Regions from separate parts of the Homo sapiens genome. Here region 1 is linked to region 2. A link is an interaction called in ENCODE POLR2A ChIA-PET data of the cell type or tissue named here. Cell type or tissue: PC-9. All regions are shown on one strand.

Evidence for each region. Peaks named below come from ENCODE experiments on the same cell type or tissue, not always from the same donor. Only the 100,000 strongest peaks of a DNase experiment are listed, where the experiment ranks them.
Region 1: POLR2A ChIA-PET joins it to region 2 with 5 read pairs; 4 of 35 experiments call an interaction of 5 or more read pairs at or near these places.

The regions. Positions count from the first base shown.
Region 1 is chr4:41,598,020-41,603,019 of GRCh38, forward strand. It overlaps LIMCH1 (LIM and calponin homology domains 1), which reads left to right. Exons shown (of 32, transcript NM_001330672.2): 2 at 901-1,007. Among named protein-coding and RNA genes, the nearest start is that of LIMCH1, 62 kb to the left of the region's middle. In PC-9, no CTCF peak of the experiment used is centred here; a DNase peak (open chromatin) is centred at 2,422; H3K27ac peaks cover 2,676 bases.
Region 2 is chr4:41,404,794-41,409,793 of GRCh38, forward strand. It overlaps a transcript of LIMCH1 not described here. Among named protein-coding and RNA genes, the nearest start is that of LIMCH1, 130 kb to the right of the region's middle. In PC-9, no CTCF peak of the experiment used is centred here; no DNase peak of the experiment used is centred here.

The DNA of each region.
Region 1 (5,000 bases), 190 kb after region 2:
ATCAGTCTGGCTTCTGGAGCCGACATTCCCTATCCTGTAGTTTTCACTAACTGATGGGGTCAGTTAGCACCTTCAAAAGTCTTTTAGGAAGAGAACAGTTAGAGACTTGTAGCTGGTAAACTTCTTGACTAATACCCTGGAGTTCCAAAAGGATGACCCACAATTTGCAATCCCTTTCAGAAGCATTTGTTTGTACTTAATGACTTAAAATAGATGAAGACAGACCCCTCCTTAATTGTCATTGGTGCCTGCCAATTCAAAGTAAATTTGTATCTGCTAGAGAAAATTTCACTTTCTTGACAGTCTTTTGCATTAGTATTTTAAAAGCTTTCCCTGTCCTTTTTTCTCATTTCGATTGTCTAGATTTTTTTTCTTGCATTTAACTCAGTGTATAATCCACAAAGAGGTATTACTAGTCAAAATCCCTAAAGGATGTAAAATACATCTAAAGAATATATTTTAGAAGATCAATTAAGAAGAAAAACTTGCTAAAGATGAAAAACCTTTTTAAAAAAAAAAGAAAGAAAAGAAAAGAAATCAATTTCAACCAGATTCTAGGCAACAAGACATGGACAAAGAAGCAATAAGGAATACCTGTTTTTGAGTACAGTTCCCCCTAACAATGCTAAGTTTTCCTTTTTAATGGCATTTTACTTGCAGTTTTATACAAATGTGTCAAGCTAACGGGAAAAAATGAATCTGGCATGGTTGTGGGTTTGGAGGTTTGAAGTGTCTGTTTATCTGGCATTTCCTAACAAAGTATGATTTGTTATGCAAGCTATGATTTAGACCTGACCATAGCTGCCTTAGTGACCAGTATCCCTACAGCAACTTGGGAGGGGCTGGTTCATAAAGATAATCTAAGATAATATAGACTTATATTTCTTTTTTTCCTTCTAGGACAATATTATCTTATTCTTGAGAGGTTGTAAAGAGCTCGGCCTTAAAGAATCTCAACTTTTTGACCCGAGTGACCTCCAGGATACATCCAACAGAGTAACAGTCAAGTAAGTAAAGCGTGATTTATGTTTAAGGGAAACTCCTTTATAGTTTGATTTGCAATTTTGTGATGATGTTGTAAGTTCTAAGAGACAGAGAATTGGTTATGCTTAATAAAATAAAAATGTGAAGGTAAAAATCAACTTTCAAAACAACTCACATTGACTTTCCCTCTGTGCATAGCTTTCATTCTGATCAAACATCATTTTTTGAATGCAAAATTCTTGCATATAGAGTTTGAATTTTGAAGAGGAGAAAAATGTTAAGTAAAGATTAACAGAGAGGCAAGAAAGAAATAGGCACAGAATCAGTGTGTTAGACAAAAAACTTTTATTGGCACCAATTGAACATTTGAGTAGGCTCTTGGAAGGTAAACAGATCTGAACTCTGTTATGCAAAGAAAGCATTAGATTATGGAGAACTTGCTTCTTCATTTACATGTGTAACTGTCTTCTCATATGTGTCAGTGATCAAGTTCTTTGAAGATGGATCAAGAACTTTGACTATATCTACTTAATGAGCCCTGTTTGGGCCAAATAATTCTTGGAGCAGAATGTCACAATAAAAGAGACAGCAGTGTACTTTGTGTAAAGAAATAGCTTGTGACCAGGGTATGAGATGGCAGAGATAACTTTCCTGTAGTTTAGAAGTTCTTTAGATCCTACTGATTTCATATAAAACATTTTCCACTTTAGCCAAACAATGTTTGACATGGATATGCCTTAATAATAAACATAGTTACATAGATAGGGTCTGTGAATAGGTAACTTTTCTTCTTTTGATTGTTTTTGGAGTCATTTTATCATGAAGGAACAGAAAAGGGAGAGAAGCCAAAATTCAGAGCTGTTAATTTTATACAATTTGCTTGATTTTATACTATTTGCTTGATTTTTATATTATATTTGCTTGATTTTTATACATTTGATTTTATACTATTTGCTTGATTTTTTGTACTATTTGATTTTATACTATTTGCTTGATTTTTTATTTTTTAAAAAGGATGAGGAAAAATAGGAAAAAAATGAGAACTACTGGATAAAATAAAATTTGGGGTTTATGTTGGATTTTGTGATTCATGACTGGGAATATGGGAGAGTTAGTAGTGATCTGTTATCTAAAAGTACTTTTCTGTTGTCAATATGCCATTCTTTAAAACTTCTCTTGGAAAAATTTTAACTAAGCGAAAAAATAACAGAATAAAAATCAGGATATTTGAATATGGAAACCGCACTAAACCTCATCTTGGTCATCACATGCCCCATTTATTATTGTACTTAAATCTATCCTCTATAAACCATTGTTCACTTTAGGAAATTGTTTTAGGTTCTGCCTCATCTCCCATTCATAGTTTCACCCGGGTGGCAAGTGACCAGAAACAATAGCAACTGTGCAGCTTCGTAGGTAATAATTAGTCACACACACATTGCTTGGAGGGTGAAGGAAAGGTCACTTTGAAAGTGTCTGCAGCTGCATTCATTTTTTTTTAGAGCCACTTTAAATCAGTATGTTACTAAACCAGAATTCTGAGCCTGATTGGTTTTAAAAATTCAAATCTCGTATCACCTTTATTGCTTATCTACAAAAAACTGGGCATCAGGAAAATGAGGATCTAGCCCTAGGTCTGCTGCTCACTAGATCTGAAGCCCTGGTTAAGCTCCCTTCTTCAGCAGGCCCCATGTATTCATCTAAAAATTGAAACTGGATGGAATATTCCATCTGGTATGATTCTGGGTCAAGCTTGCTCAGTGCAGATATGGGAAGATGGAACAACTGACTTGTAAAAAAAAAGAGATTTAAATCAAGGTGTGGAAAGAAATCTAAAGGGGAAAATGTCACGTAGGCAAGTGACACGTGGATACAGTCCCTTCTTAGTTACTGTACCATCTTTTTGTTTTCCTGTTGATTTTTCCGTCTTTTTTTCTGTCTCCTTTTCTTCCTTCTGCCTTCCCTCCCTTTTTAATCCCGTCTTTCCATCTATCTCTCCTTTTGTATTTCTTCTCCTCATTTTCTTTTTAATGTTTCCTTCACTTGGGTACTCTTATTTTCTTTAGGCAATACTTTGCCATCACATTCCCCCATGACCCTGGCATTTTTCATTCATTCATTCAACAAATGTTTGCTGAGCAGCTTCTGTGTGTTAGATACTTTTCATCACTAGAGAAATAGAATGAACTCAGATAGCCAAGGTCTTCTGCTCATGTGGAGTTTACAATCCAGTGTCAAGAAATGAGAAGCAAAGAAGTAAACAAAGAAGATCATTGCAGGAAGTGATAAGTGCTGAGAAGAAAATAAAATGGAGTGATAAGCAAAAGACAGTGGCCAGTCCGGAGGTGGTTGAGGGTGGCTTCTCTGAAGTGCTGGCATTTCAGCTGAGCACTAACTGGGGGCTGAGACACAAATAGGAAGGAAGAACAGGCTGTGGGAAGATCTGTGGGGCATTCAGGACAGAGAAAGAGCAGGTACAAAGTCAGGGGAAGAGGAACCACAAGCTTCATGTTTAAAAGAAAGAAAAGTAACTGGTGTGGTTGAAGGATAATGTGTAAGGACATGTGTGGTGGGCGTGGCAGTCCACAAGCAGGGTAGGATGTTGAACTCAGAATCATTATAGAGAAAAAACATTTTACTGTATGAGTATTTCAAAGAACATAAAGAATTTTATCTTAAAATGATGCTATAAATTCACTTACAGTACGTAGAAAGTTGTTTCTGGTTTTAGTAAGGAGTAGAGTATGGAATAAACTATCGGATTTCGTGTATTTTTGATAAGTGATGCTGGTTTAATTTGGCACTGTGCAGGGAATGCTTGTAACATATGCAGATTTTGTAAACTAAGGTAGTTAAAGTGGAACTGCTATATTTCTCTGTTGTCCCTCTAAGAGCTGAGCAGGACATCTGTAGACACAGAGAGGAGCACCCCATTGCCACCAATTACTAGCGGAAGCAGTAAGGTATAGGGATAGATCCCACAGAAGAGCTTTGGATGGTTTTCTGGAAGTTTTGTTTCAGAAAATACTCTTTCATTTAGCTTTCATGATAGGCAGTTTTTCTTGTGTGGTGTGTGTGTGTGTGTGTGTGTGTTTTCTTTTAGAAGAAACTTGAGTAGACCAAAAAAAAAAAAAAAAAAAAAAAAAAAGAGGAAAAGCCTGCAAGTGATTACTGCATGTGTAATTTAGTGAACTCTACCTGTAATGGATGCCAGACAACCTTGATGGGAAATGAAAGTGTAATCTAGACAGGCACACAGCAAGTATTATTCCAAGGAATCAAAGCAACTGGACGAAATGTACGCAGGCTCTGGATTGCTCCCGAGTGTCTCTGTCAAAATTTGGAAGTATTTCCACATAATAGGTGGGAGTCATTCAACAAATATTTTGTGAGCTTCTACTATGTACCAAGCATAATTTTTAGCACTGGGTTACAGTCTTAGTGAACTTTTATCATCACTGCAGAAAAAGCTTTATGTTCCCTATTCTTAATTTGTTTTCCATAAAAGTTTCAAATCTTTTATAGATTTTTAAAAATCTGGTTTCTTTCTTAAATTAAAAACCCTAGCAGATTGGGAGGCCAAGGCGGGCAGATCACGAGGTCAGGAGATGGAGACCAACATGGTGAAACCCCATTTCTACTAAAAATACAAAAATTAGCTGGTCATGGTGGCACGTGCCTGTAGTCCCAGCTATTCGGGAGGCTGAGGCAGGAGAATCGCTTGAACCTAGGAGGTGTAGGTTGCAGTGAAACAAGATCACACCACTACACTCCAGCCGGGCGACAGAGTGAGGCTCAGTCTCAAAACAACAACAACAACAACAAACCCTAGCAGATATCCAAGCAGATAAGGACATCCCATTTTTTTTCCTATTAAAAACAGAAACATGAAACATTTTTTAAATCAAATCCAAACTGGACTAATGCTTCTTTCAATCTATGTCCTTGTTGATGGGTTTATTTCCATGGTATGCTACTTGTTTTCTATTTCTTCAAATTTCAATGGACTTAAAATG
Region 2 (5,000 bases):
ATAATTGATTAACAATATTGCATATGGAGGCAAGGACCCAATATGTGATTCCAGGGCATGTTAGTTCATTCTCTTCTTCATTCTTTTGTTCCTTCACTCCTTCACTAAATATTTATTTAAAGATCACATATCAAGTACATGATGTGAGTGCTGATATATTTTATTGATTTTGCTTTTGCTTGTGTAATCTGTAGTGATTATTTCTTTAACCCATTTTTTCTGTCTTGTCAATTTTTAGTTGCACTCAGGAGCAGCCTTTTGTTTGCATGTTTATTTTGAATCTGTTATTTCTTAAATTCCTTCAGGGTGTGCACCTGATCTGTTTTCTTTACCGTACTATCCACATGTATTATTAGTAAATATTTGATAATGAGAGAGAAACCATAGTTTATTGGTTATATCTTTTTCAATATTTCTCTGAAGCAGTTTTGATTTTAAAAAACTATCCCAGTCTATTAGCATTTTAATCAGCATCTTGAAATTTTATCTGTAATACACAGGTAGAATTTTTCCCTTGCTGTTTTACTTGTAGAGTCAAATGACTCTAGTATGTGTTGTTCAGGTGACACAAAAAAACCTCTGCGTAATGAGTAAAATTATCCCAGAGGAGGGAGCTCTTTTAGACAATGAAACATAGTGGGGTCCTTGAGTGCAACTAAAATTTCTTTTCTGATTAATCACCGTCCCCTTGATTCATCTTTGCTTGGTCTTGTGTATTTCCATTGCATAGTCTGACTTATAATGTGGTTCTGCAGTTGAGTCTTTCTTAGAACTGGGTGATCACAGGAAGTTATCTTATTTATCTTTGTAGTCCATTACCCCTCCTCTCACCCTACAGGCCTTACTCAGTAACTTGTGCATAGTAGCTGTTCAATAAAAGCTTGTTAAATATTAAGGTGATAGATATCACAGTTACCCTGATTTGATTATATGAATGTATCAAATTATCACCTATACCCCTAAAATATGTGCATGTATTATGTATCAATGAAACATAAAATCTTGTTAAGGGATTTGATTTTCAATGATGATAGGGGTTGTGCTTTTGAAGTGATGCAAGGCTAAGAACAAAACTGTAATTGTTTAATTCAGAAAGTAGTTGTGGAATGGAGTCTGAAGGGAGACACGACAATATGGCCTGCACGAAGGAAGATTTTGTGTATAGAATGTTCTAGCCTGTTTAGATTGCCTTGACTTGTGTCAGGGGAGCAGTTTGTTTCACTTTGCCTATATAAGATTAATGTTTCTGAGATGAAAAAAACACACAAAAAAGGAGCTTTTTGACGTAATCAAGCCTCTATCAATCACTTCTTGCTTCCTAATAACTTTTGTATCTTCCTTTCAGGAGAGCAGTTGAAGTGAATTCTTCTGGGACCAAATCCAGTGTTTCTGCCTTGAAGAAACATAATTAACTGACATTTTAAAAGCCACTTTATAGACCTGTTCTGACTCTGGTCTAAGGACATTACTTGATTTATAGTTTATGAAAAGTCTACTTTTAGAATTTGGGTATGTTTTATGGTAGCTCTTTTAGTTGATTGCTTTCATTTTTCTTTGGGAAATTATCTAGAATAGCTGTAGTGATGTCATCAGAAGCTTGACTTTTACCTCTGTGTACTTAGAGGGCTGACTGACGCACAGGGAAATATTTCACCATGAATGGTGAGGATAAGCTTATGTGTGTAAGGAAAAGGTAACTGCACTGCAAGCAGCTTCCCCCTCCCTCCCTCTCCAGGGAGGGGATGATAGCTATTATTAATTGATTTTTCTCTTACTATGGAAACCAAGGGTTTAGATATTAATGGAAAAAAATTATTGAAATGTCAAGGATTTTGTTTTGTGGCTTGGGTTCCCTGAAGCCTAGCTTGAAGAGACCAGCAGTGAATTACAGTGTCGCACTGTAAAGACACTGACAAGATTTTTGTCATTAAAGTTAAAAATATTGCAGCAGATTGCCTGGGTAATCAGACCTTCCTTTGATGTGTGTGGTAAGAATTCTTATTCAAGGGAACTGAGGCGGGATATATATTCATTATTAGAGACTCCAGCGTGGATATGATTTTAGGTTTCAATGAAAAGCTTTCTTCCAGAATTACCATGCTTGAGGAAATATGATTAAGAGTTGATCACATTTGTTCACCAGCCACAGACATTCTTGCCAGTTTGAGAGCACGGGTACGAGTGATCTCTGTGCTTCTAGGCATATGCACCTATCATTGTTGGGTCTTCCAAGGATCTAATATGTCAATCCAGATCCATGCATCTGGTGGCTTTCATCCCTCTGCCTGGAGCACAGCCTCACTTTCATGATAATGGATGCCCTTCCAACTTTCTAATAAGGAGGCTTTGTGTTGGTCCTCGTGTTTGTTCTTGGGATATAGGTAAAAGAAAAAAAAAATCCTTTGAAAGTCTGTAAGTCCACACTGGGTGCTTCCCTGTCATCTTTTTTTCTTGAGACAGTGTCTTACTTTGTCACCCAGGCTGGAGTGCAGTGGTGCAATCATGGCTCACTGCATCTTCGACCTGCTGGGCTCAAGCGATCCTCCCACCTCAGCCACCTGAGTCGCTAGGACTATGGGCATTTGCCACCATGCCTGGTTAATTTTTAAATTTTTTTGTAGAGAGGAGGTCTCACTATGTTGGCCAGGCTGGTCTCAAACTCCTGGGCTCAAGTGATCCTCCCGCCTTGGCCTCCCAAAGTGCCGGGTTTACAGGCATGAGCCACTGCACCTGGCCCCCCATCATCTTTATCCTTCAAGTAAAGAGTCCTGGAGGGACTGGTCCGTGTCCATAGGTGAGGAGTGTCAGTGTTGTCACGTGGCCAATCCGTGCCCTCTGCGGAAGGTGCCAGGCTAAGAAAAATATATCGAAACAAGATAAAACCAAACCAAATAGCCACAAACTTCTCCTATCCCATAGCGACCACCTGCCCCTTCCTGCCTGCTTCTCATCATAGTATCCCACGTTGAGGCTTGGAGGGTTGAGCCCCACGTCTAGACTTGAATACTTGGAACATGTGAGGCCAACTGCTGCTACTTTCCCAGGTTCTTGTGATTTAAACTCTGGGCTACTAGTGCTCTGGACACTTAAAATTAGTCACTTAGTGGATCAACTAAGTGCGTATTGCTGGACTTAGTTTTGTAGGCATCATTTAAGAAATTCCTGGAAACAAAATAGGAACTATTTATAAAGTTATTGACCTTTTGCCAGCATAGTTCCATATAGAATATGAAACTGGTCTCATTTCATACCTCGCCTCATTCCATACCTTGTCCATAGTTAGTGTTCAAAATGTCAGGTCGAATGAATGAGGAATGAGTATCAGACAGATTTATTTATGGAAGGCAGCAAAGTGAACAAGGGCAAAGGCATGGGTAGGGAGACAAGCCTGGGAGAACTTTAAGGAGTCAAGGAAAATAACAGATTTTGGGGAATGGTGAGATGAGAGATGGTTGAGTAGAGATGGCTGGGTTAGAGCAGGATTCACCTAAGGAGCATCCCACTCAGTGCAGTAAAAGACTCGCCCTGAGAAATACTCATGTGAACTCCCTTTGTGCAGTCTGTGTGGTTGGATTTCTCTGACTTTATGCAAATATAACATGACTCCACTGTGAATGTGTTGGTGCTTTCAAGAAGCTGCAAAACTCTTACTACTATCCCATTTTAGATGAGGAAATGGAGACTCAGAAGAGTCAAGAAATCTGCCCAAAGTCTCACAGTTGGAGCCTCTCTGCAGACCCTCAAAATATGCATATGTATTCCCATGTAAAAATGTCAGGTTTTCCAATGTTCCTCCTGGACCCAACTGTATAGTGTTGATTTGCCCTGAGTGAAAGTAGGGAGGTGACAAGAAATAGGAACTAAGTAAGGTTGTTTCTTGTGTGATTTTATGGAATCAAAAAGGGTAGTTGAATCAACAGGTTTTGCTTCCACCTGAAATAACATCTTCATTTTGTTCTGCTCTTTCTTAAACATCTGTGATGGTTTAAACTTTTGGGAGTTCAGTTGGATTGTATTGAGGGTAAGCTTCCAAGAGGGGACAACTATTGGCCCCAACAAACTATTGCCATAGAATCTTCTAGCACTTAAGTTAGTCCTGATGTTTCTCATAAATTCTAGCGATGATCAGCAATTTAGTCTTGAAAGTAGGCCTTTTAACTTTAGTTGTAGGAATCAATGACACAGAATTATTTGCAGCTATATCCTGATTTGAAGTAGTTTATAAAATTTGCTCATCCTGACTCGCTGTGTACATGGGCTGTGTATAGATCAGTGTGGGAGTGTGTGCTTGCTTCATTTTGAGGACTTTTTATTACATAAGCTGAGGAACTTAACTTGAAATTCTACGATATGACTTTTTATTCCTGAAGTGTTGCCAGGGCTTGGCTGATATTTCATGCCAAATTTAAAAAATAATATTATTATTTATAAGCAGTTACATTTTACCATGCACAGTCTGATTGTTTGGCTCATTATGACTCATGAGCAGCTGAAATGTGTGGCTTGAATTTTGAGTCAGTTCATTAGGAAATATTCAGCCAAAAAGCATTTATTGGGGCTCTTCTAGGCCCAGAATATCAAGGAGATTAATGCCGCCAGTAGTAGAGATGACTATTAACACTATGACATTTCAAATTTGAATGATACACTATTGAGGTGAGTCAGAAAATGTATCTAGTGATAACTAGTAATAGCTTGACATTGGGAAAATATTGACTGTTTTATTAATCTTTTAAGAAATATGGACATCTTTGCTATAATTAAAAAGCTGCCATTTATACCTAAATGCATCTATGTTAGGGAAGAGGGATGGTTTGATAGCTATAAGCTGGTTGGGTCTTTATTCAGAAATTGTGCTGACATTGACTTAGAGCGGTTCCTATAAATGAGGTCCCGATACAGTAACACTGCACTCATCATTTGGAAGTCAACTCTTGGCTCTTTTTGTTTAATAATATTGCCAGACTTTACAGCTGTACCATAATTTGAAACAGTATGAA